Linked DNA regions of Mus musculus: region 2 is linked to region 1. A link is a contact called in ENCODE POLR2A ChIA-PET data. All regions are on one chromosome and are shown on one strand. Each heading gives the region's core, a stretch centred on a gene start or an enhancer-like site at or near the end of the contact. The rest is flanking DNA. Distances are from core to core; before and after follow the strand shown.

Evidence for each region. ChIA-PET counts read pairs that join two places held with the same protein, here RNA polymerase II (POLR2A).
Region 2: POLR2A ChIA-PET joins it to region 1 with 10 read pairs in Patski. The contact joins the promoter of Mon1a here to the promoter of Traip in region 1. POLR2A ChIA-PET finds 5 or more read pairs at or near these places in 3 of 5 experiments (Patski and embryonic stem cell).

Annotation. Positions count from the first base shown.
Region 1 is chr9:107,948,903-107,952,787 of GRCm38, forward strand. Traip (TRAF-interacting protein) reads left to right here and starts at 2,061. Exons shown (of 15, transcript NM_011634.3): 1 at 2,061-2,270. The coding sequence starts at 2,173. Camkv (CaM kinase-like vesicle-associated) reads left to right here. Exons shown (of 11, transcript NM_145621.2): 11 at 1-789.
Region 2 is chr9:107,886,770-107,890,465 of GRCm38, forward strand. It overlaps Mon1a (MON1 homolog A, secretory traffciking associated), which reads left to right and starts at 1,360. Exons shown (of 6, transcript NM_028369.3): 1 at 1,360-1,633.

The DNA of each region.
Region 1 (3,885 bases), core at 811-3,310:
CAGGCATTGCATGTTAGCTGTGGGGATCCTCAGAAGTGGGAGAGAGAATGGGTAGAAGCTTCCATCTTTTTTCCCTGGGTGGGGGTGGCGATCTTCCCTCTTGAAGATCCTTGTGTTATTTCATAGCCTCCTGAGTCCTGTAGCGGGTTGCTCTGTATCCCGATTCTTAGGAGACTCTAAAGGAAGAGAGAAACATGTCGGACACAGCAGCGACGCCTAGGAGAACAGAGTACAGTGCCCCAGCCTATCTGGCTCCTTCCTGTGAGCTGGATAGGGAGGGCTGGTGTCCCCCCATCCCCCCATCGTCTTCCTAGATGCCATTACCAAGAAAGAGACCTTTGCCATAGCCACCTCATGCAGGCTCAGGCAGTAAATCCTATTCCTCCCAGGGAGGCGTGGCAGCACCTCATAGGCTGCGTTGGGAGCATGCTTTTCACAGCAGCAGATTTTCTGCTCTTAGTGCAGCGATATGGGGAGGCTTTTCCTCTTTGTCTACCATCAGAGGCTGAGGTATTGCTCAGCCATGTGAAGTAGCTCTGGCTGGGATGAGGAAGTAGACTACAGTTCCCCAGCTCCCTGAGGGATGCTCTCAGCAGGTGCCCTTGGTCAGACCCTACCACAGCCTGAACAGGCAGCCACGCTGGTCCTTGCCCTTGCTCGGCACTCCATGGTGGTCCTGCCCTTCTCCCTGCATGCCTGTGGGTCTGCTCTGGTATGTGAAGGTTGGTGGGCTAACTGTGTGCCTACTGAACCTGGCAAATAAACGTCACCCTGCAAAGCCTCTGGCCACCCTCTTGCCTTTGCTTCCTCTGTCCTCTTGGGGAGGAGCCTATGGAAGGCAGTGCGGGAGGGACGAGGCTGTGGGACGATCAGTTTTTGGGTAGCGGTTGATGCTTAGTGTGTTGCTTGGAGTGAGAGTGGAGGTCACCTTCTCCAGTGTCTACCTGGATGATGTTGATGGGACTCCTCTGGACGCTAAAAATCCCACGAGAGTGGTGTGTTTCAGCTAAAAACTATCCCGAGCTGAGCGCCGAAGGGCTGACGCTTTTCCGATTCTTGTTGACAAAGAGCCTTTGTCTTAACTTGGACTTAGAGGTGGAATCTACTCAGGGCCAACCACTATAGGAAGTGACCTTGCGCGTGGGCACAGTGGGGAGAGGGTGGGATTGCACAACAGTTCTGTGCTTCTTGATGCCTACTTCCTGTGAATACCTGTGCTTTCCACTTAGACCAAAAAGATTTCATTCTGTCTTCCCCGGCTGGAGCAGACCTACTTTATAAAGTTATGTATGCTTCTTCTGAGGGAGTAATACTGCTAACGATACCGTAAAAATCGCTAAGGAGCCTCGCTTCAACTCAAGATGGCCTTTCTCAGGGAGGACCTTAAATTATCTGATGTGGGAATAATAAAGAGGGTTTGTTATTTCCTGGTCTTTGAAGCATCTGTACCTCCAAAATCACCATCCTACAGTCTCAGGTATGAGGCATTCTGGGAGGAAAGGGCTAAATTACTAGCTCCAGTGTCTACCTAATCTCAAAGGTTATTAGGTCATATTTGAATAAAGCCAGGACTAGTGTAGTGGTTCGAAGGGCTAGGACTTAATGTGTCCACCTTTCCAAGATGATCCATAGTAGAAGGTTTAGAAAGTGGGGAGCCCTCTTTCTGTTTGGGAACTGTGGGCTGCCAGCGTATGGCCTATTACTTTCCATAGCCATGGTACCATCATCCCCTTTTCTTGGCATTCCAGTCTATTTGACTGCCCTGAAGTGCAGCAAGAAGGGGTCTGGTTCACTTCGCACCGGCTCTAGCTTGAGACAATACCCGGCTTAGCAGGGATAGGGGTCAGACTGTAGTTTCACTGTTTTACGCCACAGGGGATCGCAGGGTTTTGCGGTAGAAACAGGGACCCACTCCCAGGAGACCCGAAGGAGCTAAATCCCAGGATTCCGCACGGCTGGCGGGCTGCTTATCACAGCCCTCCAGCGCCCCGCCCCGAAGTTTGTCCAATCAGAGGGAAGCACTCAGGCGTGGGTTTGTTATTCCTTCCGGTTCACTACCGGAAGTCGTGCGGTGGAGCGAAATTTGAAGGAACCGGAGCGGTGGCCGGTTCGGCCACCAAACTGTGTCTGTCGCTGGCAGCTGGTTCCCTGGGCTGCTTGAGTCGAGCCATCATGCCTATCCGCGCTCTGTGCACTATCTGCTCCGACTTCTTCGATCACTCCCGTGACGTGGCTGCCATCCACTGTGGCCACACTTTTCATCTGCAATGGTGAGTGACGGCGGTGTAGGGCCCCGTGCGTGTCCTAGAACCACTTAGACGCTATGGGGGTGTCGGGCCTAGAGACAATCCCTCCTCCGAACTAAGACAAGTGACGACGACATTAGAGGAGCCTCACGGAAGCTTTCCAACCTGGGCCGAAGTGGGCCAGGTGGAAGTGATACCGGTAGCCCACGGTGAAAGAGTGCTTCTTTATTGCGCTAAGAAATGACTTCAAAACTATTAGTTTGAGCGAAGATGAGCTTTTACTGCACTAACGAGCTATTGTATTTTATTTGAGAGTCAAGAGACAGACCAACAGCCGGGCGGTGGTGGCGCAAGCCTTTAATCCCAGCACTTGGGAGGCAGAGGCAGGCGGATTTCTGAGTTCGAGGCCAGCCTGGTCTACAGAGTGAATTCCAGGACAGCCAGGGCTATACAGAGAAACCCTGTCTCGCAAAACAAAACAAAAAAAGAAACAGACCAATTTATGCTGATAGGTTTCTGGCAATCTTTAAGGGTCTGTCGTTTGCTGGAATGCTTTGGATTGTTTCTATCCAGAAACACCTCGTTGATCAGACACTCCAGTACACCTGGCTTAACTTGGAATGGCAAGGAAGTGTGTTCCTGTCGTCGAGGGGTCCTGATGTTCAGTTGTCTTGTGGGTGACGAAAGAGTCCCTTTGCAACTGAGCAGGCTGATCCAAAGCTCCCAACCAAAGAGAAAATAAGGTAGAAGAGAGGTCTCCTTTGGGAGACTGGGAGGTTTTTGAGGGGCAATAGGGCCCACAAAGCAGGAAGTGGTGTGAACACTTCTGGGTGTCTCCCATTTGCAAAGCTTTGTTTAAAACCGACCTTAGAGTCTGTTGTGTTGCATATCCCAGTACAGGCTGGGGAGGAGGGACAGTGTGGAGACTGAATGATTGGGAGTTTTAAGGTTAGTCTCAGCTACATAAGTAAGGCAAAAGTCAGCCTGAATTTTCCCAGACCTTGTGTCAAAAAGACAAACAAACAAAACCACATAATACAGTGTTGTGTGGCCTGAGCTCCATTCCTAAGGAGCCATTGTGTAGTTAGGTTAGAAGTAACCCCGCCACTAAAGCTACTTTGTATCACCTGCTCTCTCCCTAAGCTTTCACCTTGGACTTTCCTGTGTAATTATGTTTTAGGTCTGTTTCTTGAAATCATATTTGGCTTTAAAAATTTGGTACTAAACTGAACCTTTTTAAGCCTTAAGTGTGAGCTTACTGATGAAATTTGTCATATTCAGTATTTTCTATCTTGTTCCACCTGTTGGATTTTGTGGGGGTTTTCTTGTCTTTTTGTTTGCTGTTTTCAAGAAAGTGTTTCTCTGTGTAGCCCTGGCTGTGCTGGAACTCACTCTGTAGACCAGGCTGGCCTCGAACTCAAGCTAGATCTGCTCACCACTGTCTCCCAAATTTTGGGATTAAAGGTGTGCGCCACCACACCCACACCTAGCTGATTTTTTTAATCTTATTTTTATTTTAAATTATGTGTTCTATGTGTATGTCTTTGTGTGGCTATGTGCATATGAGTATGGGTAACCTCAGAGGCCAGGGTCATCTGATCCCCGTGGGGCTGGAGCTAGACAGTCGTGAGTCACCTGA
Region 2 (3,696 bases), core at 110-2,609, 63 kb before region 1:
AAGGGGTGAGCCATCACCGCCCTGCTCAAAAATTCTTACTTTAGACTCGTATAGTGAAATAATATGAAATGAAGTATATAGGGAAAACTTGTATAAATTATATTTGCTTCAAGGTAGGAACCTGGAAGCCAGAGCAAGCAAAGAGAGGAAATCCTGAAAGACCTATGGAGACTTGGAGAAGTTCCACTCCCCTTCTCAGTCTCCACTGCAAAGGAACGAACTCCCTCTCACATGGGACGCTTCCCTTACCCAGCATTTAAGGGTCTGGTAACCCTGTGGAAACTATCTCCAGGAAAAGGTCACAGGTTGTCATCATGTCAGTCACACATATGCCAGTATTATGGAGCCAGATTTCAAATTTGCATGGGAGAGAGGGAGGGAGGGAGAGAGAGAGAGAAAGAGAGAGAGAGAGCACACATATGCCAGTATTATGGAGCCAGATTTCAAATTCGCATGGGAGAGAGGGAGGGAGGGAGGGAGAGAGAGAGAGAGAGAGAGAGAGAGAGAGAGAGAGAGAGAGAAGAGAAGAGAGAGAAGAGAGAGATCCCCAACTTCTCCGACCTCCTTAGGGAGCCTGTCAAACTGCAAGGAAAAGTCAGAGGTTTTTGACTTTGTCCTTTATCTCAGAACTATTGGGATGACTAACCATGAAGCTTGAAAAGTAAGCAAATTGCTTCAGATAAAATATAAGTAATACTAGCCATTCCCTAATTTTGCTTCTTCAAACTATTCACCAGAAATAAGGGCTGCTGGGAAAACTTGTTTTCCTGTTTTTATTACTTTGTGTCTAGGAAATTATAAGCAGTGGTTCCTTGCCCTTAGAAATCACCCAGGAGCTTTTTCAAACAACTCCGATGCCTCGTACCTCACATTCATCCCATTAAGTAAAAATCTATAGGATAGTGTCCAGGCATTAATGTTTTTTTAAAAGCTCCCCGGGTCAGTTTATGTGAATTGTTGAGAATTGTGCTTTCTATTGCCTTAAAATAATATACTGTGACCAGACTTAAGGTCTTTTTAAGCAACAATTTTTGAGTCTTTTCAACACGTCCGCGTCTTGTACAGTCTATGTGGTTGTGCTCACTAGTGGCATTTATCCAGCTCCCTAAACTTATCATCTTTCCATGATCGGTGGGGAAATACTGACGTTCGTTCTGGTCCCTTAAAGTAAACATCTAGTGGGTGTTTGGGGGGAAGGGTAGAGGACCCGCCTCTAAGACACGGAAGAAGGCGGTGCCAGGTGAGGCAACCCGGGTCCTAGGTCAGACCCCGCCTCTGGCATCGCCAGGCTCGGGAGCCCGGAACCGCTCCCGCAGCTTTAAGGCTGCGGAGAGTTACGGACTACATTTCCCACAATGCACACAGGGGCGGGCTGGGGCTGGCCAAGAGGCTGGAACCGGGCCTCCGCCACCAGAGGCCGGTGAAAGCTGTCTTCCTGCGCCGGTGGCCGGTTAAGGGTCGGCAGGAGAGATCGGTTCCTCCGCTGTGGCCATGTCTGTATCCTCCAGGGGCGGTAGCCCCGCGAAGTTGCACTCTGAGGCCAGGCACTGCTGGACACTTATATCTCCCCAGGGGTCTGGCAGAGGGCAGTGACTGGTACCCTCGGTAGGTCCTGTGTTTCCCCAAGAAACAGGTGAGTTCGACTGCTAACCCACGTGGCCTGGGGGCGGCGAGAGGCGGGCAAGCTGTCATCTTTAGAGGGAGGGGCTTGAAAACTAGGGGGGGGGGGTGTCCCGGCCATCTACTGCCCCGATAGGGGTACTGCGGCTCTTTGGGGTCCTTTAGCCGGCTGGTCCCAGCTAGGCACTAAGAAAGATGAGGCGAGAACTCATCCTTTGGCCGGGAGAGCAATGTCCCATAGGCAGCAGACACCAACCCCCAATTCGGACATATTCGGCCCACAGAGTTCTCTTTAAAAGGAGGATGGTGGAGCGAGGCAGGCAGGTCTGAAAGGGTGAGCCAACCCTTTCTAGGTAGAGTTTGCTTGGGAACTGTGAGCAGCCTTTGTCAGGAAGGGGAGTGGCCTCTAGAGGTGACAAGGAACTAGGCTCATTGTAGATCCTGGAGGCATCCTGCTGAAGCAGCCACATCACAGTCCCAATTGAGCCCTGACTGTCAGACTTTCTGAGTCGTCCTCCCAAGTGGACCAAAGGGGTCAAGATCAAATTTGAAGCGCTGTTAGAACAGGAAAAAAGATCAAGGTTGTTTGAAGCTAGTAAGGAGGGGCTTTTGCAAGACCCTCCTCTCTCAGGAGCAATCTGAAGGAGGGAGGCGCATTGGAAGGAGGGACAGCATCAGCTTTTTGTTTGTTTGTTTGTTTTTGTTCTTGGTGATTTTGTTCATAGGCTCTGCTAGAGGCTTCTAGGAAAAGTTGCATGCCCTGGGAGCACTTAGAGGAACTGCCTAAAAAGTGTTCCTGTAGAGACCACTGGAGCTGTTCTCAGACACCTCCCTTGCATAACGGCTCAGGACCAGCTTTTCCAGGAGCACTTGCTGCAGAAATCAAAGTCTATTGGAGGTGGGAGGTGGGCTTTATCTGCTCCACTCAGCCTTCTTGCCTGAGTGTGTGGGTATCCAGAAAACGGTTCGCTTCACCAGGCCTTCTGGTTGGAACCCCAGACTGACCTTGGAGAGGATAAAAATGCTATATGATCTCACATAGAAGGAGAACTTTTGTGGAAAAAAAAAAAAAAAAAAGCACCGGCTAGCTCTAGACAGCTGGCCCTGCTCCGTTCCCTGTGCAGGTCCTATGCTGGGGACACTCAGGAACACTGGATTTATTTAACCCTCAGAAGCACAAAAAGTGTCCTGAAGGAGCATGTTGTCAGGACGGCATAGCTGGTGTAGAACTTGTTTGGAGTTTGAAGGCAGAAGTACAAAGCCACAGAGAGGGCATTGTGCAGACCTAGGAGGTAGATAAATTTGGGAGAGATAGCTAGAAGCAGCTGAGAACTGGCAACCTGGCTCTGCAACTGCAGAGAAGGTAAGAACAGCTTGCTTGATACCGGGGAGGCTGAGGCCCGTGGCTCTTTGACCTGATGTCCTGGGGCAGGGGAGAGGGGGTCAGAAGGAGGGGTCCCTCAAACTAGAGCTCATGCTTCCTGAGGTCAGAAGTATGTTTGATCAGGTCATTCCTCAGGCCCTGGCTGACTGAGAAATCTTCTAAAGGATTGATTGGCAGGACAGAGACCACTGGACCTGTGTGTAAATGCAGTCTGAGTGCTAAGAATAACCACAATGTGCTAATAGCTTCAGCTGAGTATAGGGTATGCTTACTCTGTATAGCCAGGCCACATGTATTATCTCATTTAATCTTCCCACCCCATACATCATTCCTGGCTGTTTGCAGCCATTCGGTACCATTTTATAAGTAAGAAAACGGACCAGTAAAACCAGTTCCTCCAACTGCAGAGCTGCTTTTCCTGACTACTTCCAAGGACAAGCTGTCTCCACAGGCAAGAGTTTTCTTGCCTGACCCCAGGTACACTTGAACTGGGTGTTCTTCACACACCTTTTCTTTTCTTTATCCTCCAAAGATGTGTTAAATGCCGATTTAATTCCTCCTGCACATGTCTAATGTAGCAGGCCACAGAGTGACCTTCAATCTAGGGAAAGAAAAGCCCTGGTGAGCAGATATACTGCTGATAAGGTATTCCGACAGCAGCATGAAGTGAGGGAGTGAGTCACTGTGCTAGC